Regions from separate parts of the Homo sapiens genome. Here region 2 is linked to region 1. A link is a contact called in ENCODE Hi-C or POLR2A ChIA-PET data. All regions are on one chromosome and are shown on one strand. Each heading gives the region's core, a stretch centred on a gene start or an enhancer-like site at or near the end of the contact. The rest is flanking DNA. Distances are from core to core; before and after follow the strand shown.

Region 1 (7,571 bases), core at 2,870-5,369:
CAGTGTCGCTGTCGTCCAAGCAGGCTGTGTGCGTGTGATGCTGTGTGCGCGCACATATGTGCTATTTAGGAATGTGTTATATTTCCATGGGTAGACCCTGTGGGGACCCAAGCTTCCCTACTGACATCTTCCAGAGGCTGAGGCCTCACATTGTTGGTTTTCATGGAAACTTGGCAACTTTCTAGTTATCCCGCCCTGAGCCCTGCACCACATTCCAATGGTTTTATTTGTGTGCCTTGGAGCTGTGCCAGGGCTGGGCCTGGGACAGGTTGCCATGGCGACCTCCCCACTCTTTCCAGATAAGAATTTCTCAAGGATGTTGACGTTGGGCCTGAAATAGTTCTACCCTGCTCTCAGCCCGTAGGAGGATGAACTTTGGCATGGAGAACTGAGTTAGGAAACCTACTCATTCCCTCAGTCTTTCAATTTGTGTACACTGAATCCTGGGTAAGAAAGACTTCTCGGGAGGGTACTCCAGGGCCCCCCAGCTTTAGGATTGAGGATGGCTTTGCTTAGGTACTAGAAGAGCTTCTTTCAGTTTTTCCATTCCAGTTGTTATATTCAGTGCTTGCCTTTGAGAGCCCTGCTAACATAAGATATTTTTTTTTCTTTTTTTTTCGAGATGGAGTCTCGCTCTTGTCATCCAGGCCGGAGTTCAGTGGTGCGATCTCAGCTCACTGCAACCTCTGCCTCCGAGGTTCAAGTGATTCTCCTTCCTCAGCCTCCCGAGTAGTTGGGATTACAGGTGCCCGCCACCATGCCCAGCTCATTTTTGTATTTTTTTAGTAGAGATGGGGTTTCACCATGAGAGCCAGGCTGGTCTCGAACTCCTGACCTCAAGTGATCTGCCCGCCTCAGCACCCCAAAGTGCTGGGATTATAGGTGTGAGCCACTGTGTCCAGCTTTTTTTTTTTTTTTTGAGATGAAGTCTTGTTGTGTGGCCCAGGCTGGAGTGCAGTGGTACAATCTTGGCTCGCTGCAACCTCTGCCTCCTGGGTTCAAGCAGTTCTTGTGTCTCAGCCTCCCTTGTGGCTGGGATGATAGGCATGTGCCACCACGCCCAGCTAATTTTTGTATTTTTAATAGAGACGGGGTTTCACCATGTTGCCGAGGCTGGTCTTGAACTCCTGGACTCAAACAATCCTCCTGCCTTGGCTTCCCAAAGTGTTGGGATTACAGGTGTGAGCCACTGCACCTGTCCTGAAAGAACAACTGTCACTGGGAATTTGCTTTCAGAAAGAAAAAATGTCAGTGTTCATGCCTTTAACTCAAAATAATTCTTAAGCCAAAATAGCATATTTTGGGGTGGCGTATTCTTCCGCCCTTCACTTTTTTTCCCAGTAAATATTATTTTGAGTGAATAAAGTGACTCATCCAAAAATTCTTTTTTTTTTTTGATGACTTGTCCAAATTCACTGCATCAGTTATCTATTTCTGTATAACAAAACACTCTTGGATTTAGTGGCTTATGACAACACTGTCTTATTTGTTTATGATTCTGTGGGTCAGCTATTTGAGGTGGGATGGATGGTTCTTCTCCTGGTCTTGGCCGAGACCACTTGCAACTGCAGTCGGCTGGGGGTTTGGCTGGGAGCTGGTTGATCTGGGGCCTCAGCCAGGGTATGTTTTTGCTCCTTGTGGTCTTACGTCCAACAGGCTAGTGTCCTGGGCTTCTTTCTGAGAAAGTGAGGCTGAGGGCCTCTTCAGGGGCAGATCCTGAAGCAGTTCTAGGGGTCTTCTCTAAAGAAAATAAAAGCCATTAATATGAAATTAGGTCCAGAGCCTTGGAAGAGGCCGGTGCAAGTAAAGGGCCCAAAGCTTGAGCTGCAGGAGCCTCCCAGAACATCCGCCTTTGGTCTTCTCTGCTCTTGGATCCTCAGTGAGACTTGATGGGGTCTGACATCATTCTTACCCTTGAGAATGGGCCAGGGAACTAGCATGACATGGAACAGGGCCTCTTCTCAGTGACACACCTAAGAACCCTCTCCCTCCTCCCCAACTTGCCCCTCTCCTCTCAATCTTGAAGCTGCTATTGCTGTACTTCATCACGCTGAATTTATTGAGACACAAACTTTTATCAGGCTTTAGATTTTATTTTATTTTATTTTTTTTGAGATGGATCCTCACTCTGTCACCCAGGCTGGAGTCCATCTTGGCTTACTGCAACCTCCACCTCCCGGGTTCAAGCAATTCTCCCACCTCAGCCTCCCGAGTAGCTGGAATTTCAGGCGAGTGACACCACATCTGGTTAATTTTTGTATTTTTAGTAGAGATGGGGTTTCACAATGTTGGCCAGGATGGTCTGGAATTCCTGACCTCAGGTGATCCGCTCGCCTCGGCCTCCCAAAGTGCTGGGATTACAGGCATGAGCCACTGGACCCCGCCAGATTTTATTTTATTTTATGAGTCAGGATCTCAATGTGTCGCCGTTGGAGTGCAGTGGCGCGATCATGGCTCATGCAGCCTCAAACTCTCCATCTCAAGTGATCCTCCAACTTCAGCCTCCTAAATAGCTAGGACTGTAGGTACTCCACAAATGCCTGGTGAATTTTTGTTTACTTTTTGTAGAAACAGAGTCTCACTATATTGCCCGGGCTGGTCTCAAAACTCCTGGATTTAAGTGATCCTCTCCTTGGCTTCCCAAAGCTCTGGGATTACAGATGTGAGCCACTGCCCCTGGCCTAGGCTTTAGATTTAAAAATTCAACTCCTGCCCCTATTTCCCCCCACAAATATGCTCTCTGGCATAAATTTCAAAGGTCTATTTGAAACTCAAAAGCTAAGAATGGACTCTTTGTTCTGCTGTATCCCCCATCACTTCCTGAGGGAATGAGCTTCAAATGTCCTACCTGCTTCCCAAATGGGCGGAAAGATTCAGGAACAAAGCCCACATTAGATAACAGTATAAAATAGCTTCCGGCTGCATGGTTAGAACTGTTTATTTACACAGGTTTAGGAGCACCAGGTGAAAAATGTGAGCTTTGCCCTCACTTGGGGTTCAAATTTACCTGGGCATGTTTGGTGGGGGATGGAACCACACCGTAGGTGCAATTGTGTTCCAGAGAGAGAGGCGACAATGGAGAAGAAGGAATACACCATGCTAGGCTCAGACGTGGGGCCTTGGGTGGGATGTAGGCAGTGGCTCTTTGCACGGGGTGTGGCTATAACTGGGACCTCCAGGTGGTGGCTCATGGTTGCACTGGGGAAGTAAACTAATCTAGGCATAAAAGTTGATGAAGCTGTAGCACCAGGAGTCCAAGCTGTGAAGGAAGTTGAGTCCTTCCTCCGCCAGCAGCAGACTGTGAGCTGCAGAGTCAAATATGTAAGTAGCAATTATTGGTGAGGCTGTTGGCAGCTCATGGACAAGAACAGAGGTTGTTGGCAGGCAGGCAAATAGCAAGGGCAAGGTCAGTGGCCCTGGTTGGGTTCTGGGTCTGGTGTGATGGTAGTGAGAACTGCAAGAACTCTTTTCACCTAATGACTCCAAACTCCTGTGCTAAGAGATTTGACCAGCCCTAGCATGGCTTCTAGCAGCCTAAGGTGGCATCTCTGGGACCATCCAGCCCCCTTTTAAGTTCCTGTCTGTAAAATCTCCGGGCTGTCAAAAGAATTAACTGTTTGTTGCAGCCAGCACCTAACATAGACCCCTGACCTCCCTTTTGCAAAGCATTCATGCAAAGGGCTTCCTATTGAGACTCCTTCCTCTGCCCCTTTGAGATGTGTGTCTATCTCCTACAACTTACCTTTCTCAAAGACCTGAAAGCCATTCCTTTGAAATGTGATTATCAGGAGGGCCTCTGTCTCCCAGTCTCTGTGGGAGGACAGAATCCCGACCTTGTTGATCACCAGCTAGCAGACACAGCTGGCCGACTGCATTTTCACTTGATCATTTTTCCCTTTAGTCCCTGCTTGCCTCCACCCACTCCCACTCCCACTCCCACTCCCATTCTCCCTTTAAAATGCTGTCACCTCTGGGTAAACCAGAAGAGAGCTCAGCTCCTTTCCCTACTGCCCCTCATTACTGCATATAATCTGTTTTCACTGCTTTAACTAGTGTCTGGCTTGTTTTTCTTTGACAGTTGCTCAGGGGTTAGAAATGGCCCTCCTGGGCAACTCAAAGCTGCAGCATGCATGAGGGGTGAATCAGAGGAGAACTGGTATCCAATCAGGTGATGGTGACAGGGTGGAGCGGTGACCTATGAGCAGGAGTGGTCTGGCCAGCATTGAGGATATATTAGGGACCACAACTGGGGCACATGGTGGTTTTTGTCCAAGAGAGACAGCCAAGTGTACAGCCTGAAGCAAATTGATGTGGGCAGAGAGCATGGGAGTCACCTCCCCGAGTAGTCCTGCAGACATACAAGGGGGGCAGGAGACCCAGAAAGGAGGCATCCTGCTCATTTGGCATCCTGCTCTTTTTTTTTTCTTTTTTTGAGATAGAGTTTCACCTTGTAGCCCAGGCTGGAGTGCAATGGTGTGATCTCAGCTCACTGCAACCTCAGCCTCCTGGGTTCAAGTGATTCTCCTGCCTCAGCCTCCCAAGTAGCTGGGCTCATAGACATGCGCCACCACACCTGCTTAATTTTGTGTTTTTAGTAGTGATGGGGTTTCACCATGTTGGTCAGGCTGGTCTTGAATTCCTGACCTCAGGTGATCTGCCCGCCTCGGCCTCCCAAAGTGCTGGGATTACAGGCATGAGCCACCACGCCTGGCCTCATCCTGCCCTTTTACATGTCAGCTGTTGAGTCCACAGTCTTTCTGTCAATCAGAACTTATTTGTGTACATAAACCACAGATAAAACTCTCTGTGTACTATCGTGGCAATGCTTGGAGATCCCTGTTCACCCAAGAATCTCTTTATTGGGACCATTTATCACAGTCATTATCATTGACCACGTGAATGAGATAATTATTTTGTCTTCTTCCTGCAGGATGGAAAGTTTCCTTTTGAGAGGAGAAAAAAATGGTGAAAAGAAAATTCTAGCAAATAAAAAATGATTTGCAAGGCTTCTCCTGTACTTGCTAAGTAAGTAAGGGGGCTCTTTGGATGACCTCAGACTTTTGGGAAATTGAGAAAGCATATTCCACAGCAGCAGTCCCATGTGGGGGTAGGAGTGGGGTGGCAGAGGGGCAGGGAAGAGAGCTAGAAATGGGGCACGAGGCTGAGGACCCAGGACAGAAAAACTCTGCACCTGCCCCTTTAGTGACCAAGAGTGAATTTCAAACCTAGATTTTGAGTGACAGTAAATTTATATAAATATTTTGAGGCCGGGCACGGAGGCTCACGCCTGTAATCCCAGCACTTTGGGAGGCCGAGGTGGGTGGATCATGAGGTCAGGAGATGGAGACCATCCTGGCTAACACGGTGAAACCCCGTCTCTACTAAAAAATAGAAAAAATTAGCTGGGTGTGTTGGTGGGCACCTGTAGTCCCAGCTACTTGGGAGGCTGAGGCAGGAGAATGGTGTGAACCTGGGAGGCAGAGCTTGCAGTGAGCCAAGATCATGCCACTGCACTCCAGCCTGGGCGACAGAGCGAGACTCTGTCTCAAAAAAAAAAATTTGAAACAAGGTCTTTGCTTTGTTGCCCAGGCTGAAGTGCAGTGGCATGATCACAACTCACTGTAGCTTTGACCTCCTGCGCTCATGCAATACACCTACTTCAGCCTCCCAAGTAGCTGGGACTGCAGGCTCCCCCCACCATACTCGCTTAATTAAAAAAAAAAATTTTGTTGAGATAGGGTCTTGCTATGTTGCCCAGGCTGGTCTGAAACTTGTAGACTCAAGTGACCCTCCTACCTCGGCCTCCCAAAGTGCTGAGATTATAGGCGTCAGCCACTGTGTCTGGACAACAGTCAATTTTTATATGTGGACTTAAAGTTTGCTATATTATTTGAAGTCAATTATGTTTCCTTCTATAACTTTGGGTTGAGGTCAAGCATTGTTGCTCCAGATTTTTTTCCAGATAAGTGGAGTGGGGTACATGCTAAAAGAATTGGGGTTCCCCAGAAGCAAATGGTACTTACCTGACACAAAGGCTTTAGCTAGATCTGTTTAGCCACCTCCAACCTTTCTTTGAAAGTAAACTTTTTTATTTTTAGATTTCTTCTTTTTACAGACACCAGTGTTACTTGCCATTTTTTAAAAAGTTAAATTTTTTTTTTTTTTTTTTAGCACAGATGAGGTCTTACTACATTGCCCAGGCTAGTCTTGAACTAATAGGCTCAAGTGATCCACCTGCCTTGGCCTCCCATATTTTTAGATTTTAAAATACTTTTAGGATTTAGGCTGGGCGTGGTAGCTCACACCTATAATTCCAGCACTTTGGGAGGCCGAGGAGGGCAGATCACCTGACGTCAGGAGTTCAAGACCAGCCTGGCCAACGTGGTGAAACCCCGTCTCTACTAAAAATATAAAAATTAGCCGGTCATGGTGGTGGGCACCTGTAATCCCAGCTACTTGGGAGGCTGAGGCAGGAGAATCACTTGAACCCGGGAGGCGGAGGTTGCAGTGAGCCGAGATCACGCCACTGTACTCCAGCCTGGGCACTAGAGTGAGACCCTGTTTAAAAAAAAAAAAAAAAAGATTGAGTGAAAGAAGCAAGATACAAGAGAGCAATACTGAGTGATTCCTTTCATATGAAGTGTGAGAACAGGTAGAAACTAATTTGTGGTTGTGAAAATTAGAACAATGGTTGCCTCTGAAGGGGATTGACTGGTGTGTGGCATGGAGGAAACGTTTGGGTTGATTAAAATGGCCTAAATCTTGTTGAGGATATTGGTTTCACTGTTGCATATGTTTGTCAAAACTCATCAAACTGTACACTCAAGTCCTGTGCATTTTTCTGTATGTAAATTATACTTCAACCTTAATTTTAAAAGAAGCAGTGAGCCCCCAAATTTTAGATGATGAACTGGTTTGGATTGCTACCTCCTTTCCTGAAAGTCAACCGGGGAGAAACTGTGGAAGCCAGAGGGAAGCAGATTCCAGAACCAACAGAAAATCAAAATGAGGCCATCCTTCTTCTGTTTGCCTCTACTTCCTCTCTGATTGAAGCTGTCTTTTCTTTCTTCCTTTTTCTTTTTAGAGACAGAATCTTACTCTGTTGCTCAGGCTACAGTGCAGTGGCACAGACACGGTTCACGGCAGCCTCAACCTCCTGGGCTTCAGCAATCCTTTTTGCCTCAACCTCCTGAGTAGCTGGGATTACAGGTGTGCACCACCATGCCTGGCTATTTTTTTTTTTTTTTTTTTTGGAGACAGAGTCTCGCTGTCACCCAGGATGGAGTGAAGTGGCGCGATCTAGGCTCACTTCCATCTCCCGGGTTCAAGCGATTCTCACACCTCAGCCTCCTGAGTAGCTGGGACTACAGGCTTGTGCCACCATGTCTGGCTACATTTTTGTATTTTTAGTAGAGACAGGGTTTCACCATATTGTCCAGGCTGGTCTTGAACTCCTGAGCTCTGGCAATCTGCCCACCTCGGCCTCCCAAAGTGCTAGGATTACAGGCGTGAGCCACCGCGCTATTAAAAAAAAAACCATTTTTAAAATTTTTTTATTTGTAAAGACAAGA
Region 2 (6,705 bases), core at 1,168-3,667, 100 kb before region 1:
CATGTACAATGTGATGTTTTGTAATATACATATACATTGTAGAATGGCTAAATTGAACCAATTAGCATATGCATTACCTCATATACTTATTTTTGTGGTGAGAACACTTAAAATCTACTCTCCATCCGCCGGGCACGGTGGTTTATGCCTGTAATCCCAGCACTCTGGGAGGCCGAGGCGGGCGGATCACGAGGTCAGGAGATCGAGACCATCCTGGCTAACATGGTGAAACCCTGTCTCTACTAAAAAATACAAAAATTAGCCGGGCTTGGTGGTGGGCGCCTGTAGTCCCAGCTACTCGGGAGGCTGTGGCAGGAGAATGGCAGGAACCTGGGAGGCGGAGCTTGCGGTGAGCCAAGATTGTGCCACTGCACTCCAGCCTGGGCGACAGAGCGAGACTCTGTCTCAAAAATAAATAAATAAATAAAATAAAATCTACTTTCCATCATTTTCAAGAATATAATCCACCGGGCCAAGTGAGGTGGGGTGGCTCATGCCTGTAATCCCAACACTTTGGGAGGCCAAGGCTGGCAGATCACTTGAGGTCAGGAGTTCAAGACCAGCCCGGCCAACATAATGAAACCTGTCTCTACTAAAAGATAGAAAAATTAGTCAGGTGTGGTGGTGGGCGCCTGTAATCCCAGCTACTCAGGAGGCTGAGGCAGGAGAATCTCTTGAACCTGGGAAGCAGAGGTTGCAGTGAGCCGAGATTGTGCCACTGCACTCCAGCCTTGGTGACAGAGCAAGACTCTGTCTCAAAAAAAAAAAAAAGGAAATCCATCAGACCCAAATTTTGCCCATTTGTCAGGCCTTTTTTCCCCCAATTATGAAAGTAAACAGAAGCAGGCCGGGTGCGGTGGCTCACACCTGTAATCCCAGCACTTTGGGAGGCCGAGGCAGGCAGATCAGTTGAGGCCAGGAGTTCAAGACCAGCCTGGCCAACATGGTGAAACCCTGTCTCTAATAAAAGTACAAAAATTAGCCAGGCATGGTGGCGGGCACCTATAATCCCAGGTACTCAAGAGGCTGAGGCAGGAGAATTGCTTGAACCCGTGGGGCAGAGGTTGCGGTGAGCCGAGATCGTGCCACTTCGCTCCAGCCTGGGCAATAGAGCGAAACTCCGTCTTGGAAAAAAAGAAAAAAAGAAAGAAAAGAAAAGAAAGAAAGTAAACAGAAGCAACCAACAATGTGCCACGTCAAAAAGGAAGCAAAGTAAGCCTTCTAACATGTGACCATTTTGTAAATTAGAAAACGTCTATATATACAAGAGTATAACATATTTCACAAGGACACATTTAAAGTTAAGGATACTTATCCACCCAGAGGTACCCCAGAGGAGAGTTACTTTTGGTGCTGCGGGAAATGGGAGGAAACGGGATAAAAGAAATTCAGTCCAGCCAGGTGCCGTGGCTCACGCCTGTAATCCCAGACTTTGGGAGGCTGAGGCGGGCAGTTCACAAGGCCAAGAAATTGAGACCATCCTGGTCAACATGGTGAAACCTTGTCTCTACTAAAAATACAAAAATTAGCCAGGCGTGGTGGCACGCACCTGTAGTCTCAGCTACTTAGGAGGTTGAGGCAGGAGAATTGCTTGAACCCAGGAGGCAGAGGCTGCAGTGAACTGAGATCGCGTCACTGCACTCCAGCCTGGCGACAGAGCAAGACTCCGTCAAAATAAATAAATAAGTAAATAAAAATTCAATCCCTTGATGAACCAATTCCACAAGAGAGACCTTGGACAGAATCCATGACAGTGCGTCATAGACGGCAGGGGGCTGCTTAAGGCAATAAACCCACCAAAGGTCTCCCTGAAAAACCCAACATTCTTATTTTGGACATTTTGGAAAACTTCTTTCTATTTTTTTTTTCTCCCCCTAACCTAAATGCCCATCAATGGTATGGAAAACTTATTTATTTATTTATTTATTTATTTATTTTTTAAGACGGAGTCTCGCTCTGTCGCCCAGGCTGGAGTGCAGTGGCGCGATCTCTCACTGCAAGCTCCACCTCCCGGGTTCACGCCATTCTCCTGCCTCAGTCTCCCGAGTAGCTGGGACTACAGGCGCCCGCCACCACACCCGGCTAATTTTTTGTATTTTTAGTAGAGACGAGGTTTCACCGTGTTAGCCAGGATGGTCTCGATCTCCTGGCCTCGTGATCCGCCCACCTCGGCCTCCCAAAGTGCTGGGATTACAGGCGTGAGCCACCGCGCCCGGCTGGAAAACTTTTTAAAAATAGAAGGAAGAAAACAAAAATGCTTCTTGATCTCACCACAGGGAGGTAGATGCTGTTAACGTTTAGATGTGTTTCTTTCTGGGCTGCCACAATTCCAGGCCAGAGGTATTGAGGAACCCAGGCTGGGCCATGGGGGCAGAGGAGAGAACACAGTGGAAGAGATGAATTAGAGGGTTGATTAATAGAACCAGAGTTTGGAGCCAAACTTGGGGCTTCCAGTGTCTGAAAAAATGCCAGCGCCCAGCACGTGACTATTTCTTTAGAGCTGCCCTTTGCCTTCCTGCGCAGCCCCAGCCCAGCCCCTGCCCAGCCCCAGCAGTAAACAGTCAATTCTATAAATAGCCATGTGGGCAGATGCCAAGGCAGATCTGAGCCTACCAGGCTGCGGGACCTGAGAGCATTTAGTGATTGTCTCGACTCTCACCATAGGGCTCAGCCAGCAGTACAAGCACAGGCTGATAACGTTCCCCTCTCCAAAAGAGGACTGTGGCAGGCAGCTTTGGTAGCAGAAGATTATATTTGGATTTTCCAGCTTCCATGAGAAGCAACATAGCACAAGGATTGAGAGTCTGGGCTCTGAACCAGAGGGACCTGGGCCTCTGTTCCCAGTTTGCCACTGAATAGCTGTGTGACTTAATTTTCTTGAATTTCAGTTTTTCCATCTAGTAATACCACCTAGCAATTACATGCAAAAAAAAAAAAAAAAGAAAAGAAAAAGAAAAAATGGAAAACACCATATAAATATCAGGGGTTGGTATAAACAAGGTAATAAGATAAATATAGATGCTGTCACTGACAAACACTCTTTTTGAGCAAACTTTAGTTAGGTTCCTCTGTCTTTTCAATTAGAACTTGAACTTGGCTCTGTCCTGTCTTTGGTTGGCCCAGCCCAGTCCTAGCAAAAAATCCTGCTAAGTCATCCCCCTACCCTGGATATCTGATAAAGTTCTTCATCGCCCACCTTTGATGTGTATGTCCTGGGCCTGCCTTTAGCAAGAATCTTGTTAGGTCTGTTTAACAAGAATCTCCATATTCTTGACGTCTCCTCTTAGTAATGTTAAAATTTATAGGAGGACATTGATTTGAACTGAACTTCCTGCACGAGGCCCAATAGAGCAGACCGAAATGGAGTTCCTCGTGCCGAAGCCCATGCTACCAAGCCAAAACTAAGTTGTTTATCTGACCTTCTGAGAAACCAGGAGAGAGCCAGATAAACACCAAACCTCCAAACAAGCCAATTTTGGCAGGCATGATAACAAAGTGCTCTCTGCTTTTTAAAAACTTTTTTTTGAAACGAAGCCTTGCTCTGTTACTCAGCTGGAGTGCAGTGGCATGATCTCAGTTCACTGCAACCTCCACCTTTTGCAAGCGATTCTCCTGCCTCAGCCTCTTGAGTAGCTGGGACTGTAGGCATGCACCACCGTGTCTGGCTAATTTTTTTTTTTTTTTTTTGTATTTTTAGTAGAGACAGCGTTTCACCATGTTGGCCAGGCTGGTCTCGAACTCCTGACCTCAAGCAATAGGCCTGCCTCAGCCTCCCAAAGTGCTGGGATAACAGGCATGAGTCACTGCGCCTGGCCTGCTTTTTAGAAACTTTAAGGCCGGGTGTGGTGGCTCACGCTTATAATCCCAGCACTTTGGGAGGCCGAGGAGGGCAGATCACGGGTCAGGAGATTGAGACCAGCCTGGCAACATGGTGAAACCCCGTCTCTACTAAAAGTACAAAAATTAGCTGGGTGTGTTGGCGTGTGCCTGTAATCCCAGCTACTCGGGAGGCTGAGGCAGGAGAATCGCTTGAACCTGGGAGGCAGAGGTTGTAGTGAGCTGAGATCGCGCCACTGCACTCTAGCCTGGTGGTAGAGCAAGACTCTGTCAAAAAAAAAAAAAAAAAAAAAAAACCTTTAAATTTTTATTTTTTATTTTTTATAGAGATGAGGTCTTACCATGTTGGCCAGGCTGGTCTCGAACTCCTGGCCTCAAGCGATCCTCCCATCCCAGTCTCCCAATGCACTAGGATGACAGATATGAGCCACCACACCTGGCCCATGTTCCCTCTGCTTTAACCTTTACTAGGAAATGAATCCCCCTTTTGTTCTCTGTTTCTGCTTTCCCCACCCCTTTTCTGTCTATAAAACTAAAACCTTCTGCTTGGCTCATGGGAACACTTATTACATTTTACAGAATGAGGTGTTGCTCTATTCTAGAATCACAAATAAATGCCAATTAAGATCTTTAAACTAAATTTGTTGTAATTTTATTTATTTATTTATTTTGAGATGGAGTGTTTCAGTTGCCCAGGCTGGAGTGCAGTGGCACAATCTCGGCTCACTGCAACCTCCGCCTCCTGGACTCAGGCGATTCTCCTGCTTCAGCCCCACAAGTAGCTGGGATTACAGGCATGCGCCACCACTCCCAGCTAATTTTGTATTTTTAGTAGAGACGGGTTTTACCGTGTTGGCCAGCCTGGTCTCAAACTCCTGACCTCAGGTGATCTGCTCGCCTCGGCCTCCCAAAATGCTGGGATTACACACCAGGCGTGAGCCACCACACTTGGCCAATTTGTTGTAATTTAGTCTTTTGATAGTAAATTTCCACCCACAGACCCCCCCAGTCACTGAGCTCCTTGGCTATAAATTCCCACTTATCTGTGTTGTATTTGGAGTTGCGTCTGATTCCCCGCAATCCGTTGCAACACCCCTACTGCAATAGTCTTAAAGTTATCTTCACCATTTTAACAAGTGTCGGGATAATTTTCCTTTCACATCTCCAATCTGAACAAAAAATATAAAAGTTAACCCAGGAGAAAACCCATGTCAGGCAGTAAAATCCCACACACCCATCATAAATTCCATACTATCCCGGTACCTGGCACAAGTGTCCAACCCATGATTGGACAAATACTCAGAGAGTATTTGTTGAATGAATAATTGCTGAGTGTCCCTGGCATGGCAAAAATAATGGAAGCCATAGAGTCTGGGAGGTGGGTCTGATCTGTTCCTTTACCTCTGGAAGGTGGGATGGTGTGGGGAGACAGGACACTGGGAGTCAGAAACCCCAGTGTCCAATCCCAGCCCCATTCTAACTCTCTATAAGCCTCAGCCCCGTCATCTGTGAAATGAACAGGCTGGGTTTGGTAAGAAGTTAAAACTTTTTTTTTTCTTACTGCAATCCATGAAAGATTCATTTTATATCATGACTCAATACACATATAAGGCCGGGAGCAGTGGCTCACACCTGTAATCCCAGCACTTGGGGAGGCCGAGGTGGGAGGATCACCAGAAGTCAGGATTTCAAGACCAGCCTAGCCAACATGGAGAAACCCTGTCTCTACTAAAAATACAAAAATTAGCCGGGTGTGGTGGTGCATGCCTGTAGTGCCAGCTACTCGGAAGGCTGAGGCAGGAGAATTGCTTGAAACTGGGAGGTGGAGGTTGCTATGAGCTGAGATCACACCACTGCACTCCAGCCTGGATGACAGAGCAAGACTCCATCTCAAAAACAAACAAACAAACAACAACATAAAAACAAAAAACAAAAACAGAAACACATATAATACATACTATATGTAAAATTGCAACTTCAGTTTCGTGAAACCAATAATTCTTACTATACGGGATACACTCTGATATTTTCCTTTTTATTTTATTCAGTTCTAATTAATTTTATTTTATTTAACTATGCCATTTGTAGCCAAAGAAATAATTTTTATTACTCACCAATGGATCACAAGCTGAAAATACTTATTAGAGAGCCTCTTCTCTAGGTCTGGAATTCTAATCTGCCCACATATTTTCACCTCTACACCTTTGATTCTCTTAGCCTGCAATGCCCTCTGACTCTTGCTTATCAATTTGGTCTTGACTCCTTCTTCCAGGCCCAACATAAGTCCTTCTTCCTCCAGGAAGTCTTCCCAGCTTGTCACAAGTCCCATTTCTCGTTCAGTTTTTGTTTTGTTTCCTTAAATTGCTGTACCTGTCAATTAGCCAGCAAGTATTTATTTGTCTGTTTATGTGTCTAGAACTGTGCTTGGAGAATGAGTCAAAAAGACATAAGATGCATTCTGGGGCCCAGGTGCTGAGTTGGAGTGATCAGCAGGACACAAAGGACAGGGGACATGAGAAGGTAGCCCATTAGGGGGTGCAACCTCTTGGAGGAAGAGGGACAGGGAAAAACCTGTCTTCCACTTCCCACTCCCATCCTTGCAAGGGTTCAGAGACGTGGAGGGAGGGCAAAGAGAGTTAGGGCTAAGGACAAAACAGAGCCCAAAGGGGCCAGGGGTGGCAGGAAGAGCTGTTTTCTGTACAAAGAGAAGTTAGAGTCCAGGGCCCCAACACAGGGGTTAAAACAAATGGGTCAGAAGGAGGCGTTTCATGCCGCTGGACTGGCTGGGTCACTGGCGACTGAACAACCGCAGCAAAGTCTGCAGCTGCAGTTTCCACTCTGAGCAGATGCCAAAGCATCCAACTGGCT

The links. Hi-C counts contacts between places; a loop is a spot of excess contacts on that map. ChIA-PET counts read pairs that join two places held with the same protein, here RNA polymerase II (POLR2A). Pooled maps may share reads with other maps.
Region 2: a loop to region 1 is called in a map of cardiac septum, with 6 times the contacts of the local background. The contact joins two enhancer-like sites. A Hi-C loop is called at or near these places in 3 of 168 maps with a recorded cell type or tissue (aorta, cardiac septum and mammary epithelial cell), 1 of 37 single-sample maps with no recorded cell type and 11 of 50 pooled maps. POLR2A ChIA-PET finds 5 or more read pairs at or near these places in 5 of 52 experiments (AG04450, H1, MCF 10A and 2 more).

What each region holds. Positions count from the first base shown.
Region 1 is chr1:24,018,737-24,026,307 of GRCh38, forward strand. LOC105376863 (a long non-coding RNA gene) reads left to right here. Exons shown (of 3, transcript XR_947072.3): 2 at 4,931-5,025. Among named protein-coding and RNA genes, the nearest start is that of SRSF10, 42 kb to the left of the region's middle. Within about 2 kb of position 4,120, at least 15 of the 41 ENCODE cell types and tissues checked have a DNase peak (open chromatin) inside an H3K27ac peak, as active enhancers do.
Region 2 is chr1:23,917,631-23,924,335 of GRCh38, forward strand. No RefSeq gene overlaps it. Among named protein-coding and RNA genes, the nearest start is that of CNR2, 7.6 kb to the left of the region's middle. Within about 2 kb of position 2,418, at least 19 of the 41 ENCODE cell types and tissues checked have a DNase peak (open chromatin) inside an H3K27ac peak, as active enhancers do.